Linked DNA regions of Mus musculus: regions 1 and 2 are each linked to region 3. A link is a loop called in an ENCODE intact Hi-C map of the cell type or tissue named here. Cell type or tissue: left cerebral cortex. All regions are shown on one strand.

Region 1 (2,500 bases), 78 kb after region 3:
TAGATCAAGCATCTGAAAGCATTTCAGCCTTGCAGAGGAAGGGAAAGCCTGTTGTGAGTTAGAAAAGATCAAAGTCTACCCGCTCATTCGGGTCTAGGAAGGCAGAAGCCAGCTTCGTTGCTGTTTTGGAATCCCACTCATGTGTATGTTTTCCACTAAGATATTTGGGCTCTCTCTGGTTATTTATTTTCCTCTTCCTCCTCCTTCTCTTTCTTGGGCAACTTACATAGTCCCTCTCTTCCAGACCTATTAGTATGTTTTCTGCTAATGGATGAGTACACAGAGAGAACCAGCCTTTAGCCAGCTGGTTCAGAAAGCTCAGACTCAGTATTTTGGCTTTTGAGTAGGCAGTTTAGTGGCATCTTGCTTTGTCAATATCTATTTTCCTGTTTAAGATATGAAGAGTTGGCTTCAGAGAGGTGATTCTCAGATGTGAAATGAAAGCTGTACTTGTCTCTGGGCCTCAGGATAAGTTTTCAGAACACAGCTATTGTAATGGAATTTTCCCCTCATTGATTAGATAACAAATAGGACAAGAAACCAATCACTGGCCAAGAAGAAGGTGTGACTTCTGGGTCTGGAAGGGGAAGAGGGGACCCAGGAGAAAGAGCCAGTCGAGGGAACAAGAAAGCCAGACAAAATGTAAGAAGCTGGCAGCGGTTGGTTGGATCCACCAAGATCTGCCACTCGAGGATTTATAACATAGATTAGCTTATGAAATTAAGATGCTATGTTCTGCCCTCAAGCAATTGTGTTATCTGTGGTTCTAAAAAAAAAAATGGTACCTCTTGGCTATTACTACCTGGGAATCACCTACCTGATATAAATACCTGAGGGGTATTTGCCTAGGAATTGGTGGGACATGGTTTTTTTTTTTTTGTTTTGTTTTGTTTTTTTTCTTGGTTCTAGTTGCCTTTCCAGCCTCAATTTTAAAAGGGGACAGATTCCTTAGAAAGGAAAGGGGCGCGTTGTTCCTGAGAGCCAGTACCCTAGCCGCGATTGCTCTCCTGCCCTTGTTAAGAAATGCAAGACATGTGTTGACAGTTAAGATGAAATCTAAAAGATGGATTTGGGCGGGTGCCCGGGAGCCTTAGCCAGCAGGAGGACAGCAATGGAAGACATAGCGTTCCCTGTGGGTAATGCAGCCGAAGAAAGCTGCCCATAGAGCAGCAGGGGACAGTTCTTGATTTCTTGGCAGGGAGGAGAAGGGGCTTTTGTGCGGGTAGGAACAGCCTGCCAGTCGGCTATATTTACAGAGCACCTGCTGTGTGGAACTTGGAAAGGAAAAGGAGATGGGTCTTGTCCTGAAGAAGCTTGTGACCAAAGAGGGAAGAAAGGCCCGCAGCTACTGTAAACGCTTTAGCATTTACAACCATCTATGAGATGGAAGCCGCATAGGGGACCTTTAGGGTCCGGACTGAGTCACGATGCTCCGCGTGTAGGCTGTGGATCAGCAGCAGCAGCAGTGCCCACAAACCCGTGAGAGATACAGAATTTTGAACTTGGCCACTGATCTCCCCCTCACAATCTATGGTTTGATCAGACCCTGTGCAAATGGCAGTTTCTGGAGCTCGAGGGTCCCAAGTACTGTAAGAAGGCAGAGTGAGGAGGGGCAACAGAACCAATCCTGGCAATCATTCACCAGCAAGTTCCTTAAACATGGGGTCTCCTCTCTCAGCCCGTTTTGTAAGCCAGATTCATAACATGTTCTCCAACCTACCCCATACTCAGTGGAGGTATAAGGGATATCGTTACTAACAAATAGCTGCCATAGAAGCAGCCAGTGAATTTGGGGGGAGGGGTGCAAATGATTTTAGTGGCAAAGCTGAGCATGACAGGATCTGTCCGAGACAAAGACATAACACACACACACACAAGCAGCAATATAGATAATATTAAAGGACACCCCGTGGGGGTGCTGAAACTTTGGGATTGGTTCATTTTCCGAGTCAAACCTGCTTGGCCGTCACCATTTCTGGTCACTTATTATCTACAGGTTACACGAACTCCTACCAATGTCCCGGGAATGACCGGCGCTTCTTTTCCCACTATCCGTTCTGTTTCGGCGCAATTGATGACTGGTTGATGACTGATCTGCTTCTCTAACTTGTGAACTGCAATGCTAGCCGTGAATTATACTCACTTTAGTAGCTCCCGTTTTTATAGTTAGGGTGAAGGAGGAGAGCACATCTGTCCCACTCTTAGCTGTCTCCTCAGCCCCCACCCCAATTCTGCACGGGAAGTCCTGGTCCTGAAAAGTAGACAAATCCTAAACAGGTGGCATATACGTTTCCTGTTCAGGTGTGGCCAAGTAAACATGATGATCGTTAAGAAAAACCAGGAAGCAATAATGCATAGATGATGCCATCTATTAACTCTTTCCTTTCTGCGACCACCCCAAGACGGAGGCTTTGTGGTTAGTTCCGTTTTCTAAGGAGGAAACTGAGGGATGCTCCCGGAGGTGGGTCAGCATAAGAGATCACGTGACCTTGAAGGTGCT
Region 2 (2,500 bases), 220 kb after region 3:
CACTGACCTGCAGCAGTCTTCTTGCTTCAGCCCCCAGTACACCGGCTGTGCCACCACATCTACCTAGCTTTTATAAACCATGACAGTTACAGGCAGTTGTTAGCCATTCTGTGTTTGCTGGGAACTTGCTGGGAAACATTACAAAAAAAAAGTACACATTCTTAATCACTGAATCATCGCTCCAGCCCTGTGTGTATGCCCACTTAAGATCTAGACTCTGTGTATGGGAGAAATCATGTACTATCTTTATGTGGCATATTTCACGATCTCCAGTTCCTTCCGTCTTATTGCAAATATCACAGCTTTCCTTCCTTCTTTCTTTCTTTCTTTCTTTCTTTCTTTCTTTCTTTCTTTCTTTCTTTCTTTCCTTCCTTCCTTCCTTCCTTCCTTCCTTCCTTCCTTCCTTCCTTCCTTCCTTCCTTCCTCTCTCTCTCTCTCTCTCTCTCTTTCTTTCTTTCTTTCTTTCTTTCTTTCTTTCTTTCTTTCGAGACAGGGTTTCTCTGTGTAGCTTTGGCTGTCCTGGAACTCACTCTGTAGACCAGGCTGGCTTCGAACTCAGAAATCTGCCTGTCTCTGCCTCCGAAGTGCTGGGATTAAAGGTGTGTGCCACCACTGCCTAGCTCTCACAGCTTCATTCTTTAATTGCAGTCAAATAAAATTCCAGTGTGTATATGAACCACATTTTCTTTATCTAGTCATTGGCTGATGGGCATCTAGGCCAGTTCACAGAGAAAGAAATTTCATGTAGGATTCTAATTAAACAAAGCGAGCATTCTTCCTTCTGTCTCTTTTAGTTCCTGTGACTTAGCTACTGCTCTGTAACAGACCATTCTAAAACTCAGTAGCTTGAAAGAAGTACTGCTGCAGTTCAGAATTCTGTGGATCTCCATTTGGGGCTGATCTCCTCTGCCTCTGGCAGAGCTGCAGGGAGTGGGTAATCTAGTGGTTTTGTTTACAAGGTTGGGAGTATGCCAGCTCTTGGCTGAGATGCCTCAGTCAGTCTCTGGCTCATTCATGCCAAGGTTCCAGCTGAAGCCTAAAGAGGACTAAAGTCTCAAAGCTCTTTCTGAGTCTCTCATCAATCTCATTAACCCTCACCAACTGCCCCCCAACCCCGGCAAAAAAAAAAAAAAGAAATAGAAAATCAAATGACCTCAGCAAGCTTTAAACCGTGGAGCAATCCATTCCTTGTGATAAGAGGAACAGCAGTCTCATTGCAAGTCTTTGGACCCAGGTATGTTTGCTGGCACTTTTACATACCCCACCCGCCTTCACATTCTGGCATTACTGTGGTTTACAGATATTTTCTTTAGATATGGCAGATTATGTTTAGACCCTTTCACTGATTTCCCCCCACATCTTGCTTAGTTTAAAATGCTTATAACTCATCATCTCGGATCCTTGCTTGACTTAGCAACAACCAACACCATTAACCACCCGTACGTTTCTCTTTCATTTCTATCTTCTGTCTTATACAGTCCTTGATATTTTCCCACACACCTCTTATCTCCCACTCCCATCCACCTGTACCTTCTCGGTGTTCTTGCTAGCTCCTCCTCCTCCTCCAAAATCCAAAAGACTGTGTTGCAAATTCCCGGGCCTGCTTCCCTCAGTTCTTTTCTCAATGTTACTACCTTGTTTTATAGGCGCACACTGCTTCAAATATCAAACTTTCCTCAACTGTGGTTCAAGGACCATCCTGAATTGGGGTCTGATGGAGGGATGGGGTGGAGATGAGGCAGGCTGGCAAAGATGTGTTAAGCGGCACGTACTATCTGAAGAACATTCGTGTGACATAGCAGTCTCTTAGGAAACATCTTAGAGAGGTCAGTGAGATGGCTCAGCAGGTTGGGTGCTTGCTGTAGCAGCACAGTGACCTGAATTCCATCCCCGGAACCCAGAAAAAAACAAGGCAAAGGAGAGCCTTGACTGAACAAGATGTAACTGTAACTTGGCACGGATGTTTGTGGTCTTCAAGCTTAAAAGCTCTGGAACATTCTGGTTCAGGGCTCGAGTGTGGGGTGCAGTTCAGCTCTTGAGTCCATTGTGTGGCCCTGATGGGTCAGTAGCAGCTTGATTGCAATACAGTTTTTGTCATCTGCAATGACCTGGTGCTTGTGTTGTGTTGACTCTAAGTGGACCCTACTAACATTTGGTGCATTGGCCAGGACGACGGATGTTTTCTGGGGTCCAACAGGTGACACGCTTCCCTCTCGTCTACAATAATAATGGATCAAATAAAGAGATTTGAAAGTGTGTGTGTGAGTGATTGTCAGAAGCTAGACATCTGAGAGGAAGGAACTACAACTGAGAAAATGCCTCCAAACATTAGCCTGCAGGCAAGCCTGGGAAGGCTTGTCTTGACTGATGATTGATGTGGCCAAGCCCATCCCATGGCGGGCAGTACCAACCTCCCAGGCAGGCTGGTCCCAGAGTTGTCTAAGAAAGCAGCCTGAGCATGCCATGGAGAGCAAACCAGTAAGTAGCATCCTTCCATGGC
Region 3 (2,500 bases):
GAGGTGAGCCCGATGGATTCTGGGAATATGGCGGCCGTTGTCTGGACAACCGGTCTGTAGGTCGCGCTGTCGCTTATGTGATGTCACAGGTTTGGGAGGTCCTGATGCCAACACTGTGAGCATCACTGTGAACAATCAAGTTAAGGGCAAGATTCTGGCCAAGGGACCAATGTGCGGACTGAGCGCATCAAGCTCTGGAAGAGCAGAGGCAGCTTCCTGAAGCTGGTGAAGGAGAAAGATCAGAAGAACAAGGAAGCCAAGGGCACCTGGGTACAGCTGAGGCGCCAGGCTGCACCACCCAGAGAAGCACACTTTGTGAGGACTAACGGAAAAGAGCCTGAGCTGTTGGAGCCCATTCCATACGAATTCATGGCCTAATGTTTAAAAAAAAGAAATAAAGGACCCGGACTGAAAAAAAAAGAATGCACCCACACATCTCACACCTGCCTGTAACTTCATCTGCAGGGGATTAGACACTCTCTTCTGGCTTCCGTCGACATGCACACACAGGGCATACACTCACAAAGACATACGTGCACATACACAAACATAATAATAAACCTTGAAAATAGAAATACTTTGTCTGTTTCAGAATAGATATTTTAAACGTTCTTAAAACAAAGGACGGTACTTGACACAATGGGAATATGATAATTACCCCCAAACTGGCCACTCCAAGATGGTTAGACACATCAAACATAAATCTCACAGACAGGCAATAATTAAGTGTGCATGCACCCACGTTATCCTGGCTGTCCTTTGCCTGTGTTTTCTCTATGCTTCCAATCATGGGCTGTGATGCCAGGAAATAGTGATCTAAGGAAAATGGCACTGTGATAATAACCTTCTGAAGACCCCAACTACCATAAATCATTTTGCAGTTCAATCTCCCAGGTTTAAGTGTGTAGTGAGGGGTCATTGTTTCCTATACTACAACTCAGCCACATGGAGGCACTGCTGCCCCACTCTCTCTCTTTAGCCCACTGCTAATGAAGTCTTGTTTTATGTTTTAATCTCTCGAGCTGATAAAAGATTAGAGATCAGCAAACAATACATTGAGGGAGGAATCTGAATATGGGCAATTAGAAAAGAAAGCTATGACTTATTTTCCACATGGTCTAAGGAACCCTGGAAGGAAATGATGTACCTCTTACCACCATTTGGCTTCATAATTCATCTGTGTTATCACAAAGAAGGGATGTTTTCTAACCTGCCTGAACCATCTTCAGATAGGGTTATAGAGCAGTGGTCTTCACTCTTCCTAATGCTTCAACCCTTTAATACAGTTGTGATGACCCCAACCATAAAATTATGTCCTTGCTACTTCATCACTGTTATGGATTGAAATGTAGACATTAGATATGCAGGATATCTGATATGTGACTGCAAGGGTCATGACCCAAAGATTGAGAATCATTGTTACAGTGCACCTAAGGTGTGTGTGTGTGTGTGTGTGTGTGTGTGTATGTGTGTTTGTGCCCATGTGACCATAAGAACAGTTTCCAGAATCTCCTAGAATATCTCAAGCCTCAGAGTACAAACACGATAGGAACTCCTTCTGAAGAAGGGAAAGGTCACTCTCCCAGAAAGGAGCAGGAAAGAACACCTGCTTAAAACAGATATTGCCCGAAAGGAGAAAGTGCAGATGTCAGGGAGGAATCAGAACACCATGGTCCAGCCTTTGTCTGTCTGATATATTCACATGCATTTCAAAACTGTTCATGCTTATGTGGAAGTTAGTCACACAACCCAAGGGGCAGCACTTGAAACTCCCACTGAGCTACTATATCCAATCACCGGGAGTTCCGGAACGATCATTGGTCTCCTTTGTTCATTGCTGCATTTGCTCATGACTGCCCTGTGATGGACCACGATATAGAGTCTAATTTGGAAAAGACAAGAGCCACAAATAAGCTCTAGTCCCTTGAGTGTAGCATCTGTCTAAATGTAGGAATGGTGAGATTCCTGCCTGGGAGAGGACTGAGCCCTTGGCTGGCCATGTTTATTGTCTTTCCTCAATATCCTCTGTTGTTATTGTTGAGATGGTGTGATGGTTTGTATATGCTTGGCCCAGGGAGTGGCACTACTAGAAGGTGTGGCCCTGTTCAAGTAGGTGTGACCTTTTTGAAGTAGGCGTGGCGCTGTGGGTGTGGATTTTGAGACCCTTATCCTAGCTGCCTGGAGACCAGTATTCTTCTAGCAGTCTTCAAATGAAAATGTAGAATTCTCAGCTCCTCCTGCACCATGCCTGCCTGGATGCTGCCATGTTCCTTGATGATAGTGGACTGAATCTCTGACCCTGTAAGCCAACCCCAATTAAATGTTGCCCTTTATAAGACTTGCCTTGGTCATGGTGTCTGTTCACCGCAGTAAAACCCTAACTAAGACAAAAGGGTTCTCATTGAACCCAGGTTAGGCTCAAACTCCCTGTGTAGTAGAGATTGGTCTTGACCTCCTGATCTTGCCTCCACCTCCCAAATACTGGGATCATAGGCCTTTT

Evidence for each region. A loop is a pair of places that touch in the nucleus more often than their neighbours do. Peaks named below come from ENCODE experiments on the same cell type or tissue, not always from the same donor. Only the 100,000 strongest peaks of a DNase experiment are listed, where the experiment ranks them.
Region 1: a loop joins it to region 3, with 2.0 times the contacts of the local background. A loop is called at or near these places in 2 of 42 quality-filtered maps.
Region 2: it touches region 3 in a loop (1.9-fold over the local background); 7 of 42 quality-filtered maps call a loop at or near these places.

Annotation. Positions count from the first base shown.
Region 1 is chr10:88,589,901-88,592,400 of GRCm38, reverse strand. The region is part of intron 1 of Mybpc1 (myosin binding protein C, slow-type); the gene reads left to right. Among named protein-coding and RNA genes, the nearest start is that of Mybpc1, 14 kb to the left of the region's middle. In left cerebral cortex, no CTCF peak of the experiment used is centred here; a DNase peak (open chromatin) is centred at 1,142.
Region 2 is chr10:88,449,849-88,452,348 of GRCm38, reverse strand. No RefSeq gene overlaps it. Among named protein-coding and RNA genes, the nearest start is that of Sycp3, 8.5 kb to the left of the region's middle. In left cerebral cortex, no CTCF peak of the experiment used is centred here; a DNase peak (open chromatin) is centred at 951.
Region 3 is chr10:88,668,370-88,670,869 of GRCm38, reverse strand. No RefSeq gene overlaps it. Among named protein-coding and RNA genes, the nearest start is that of Spic, 13 kb to the left of the region's middle. In left cerebral cortex, a CTCF peak has its summit at 946; a DNase peak (open chromatin) is centred at 949.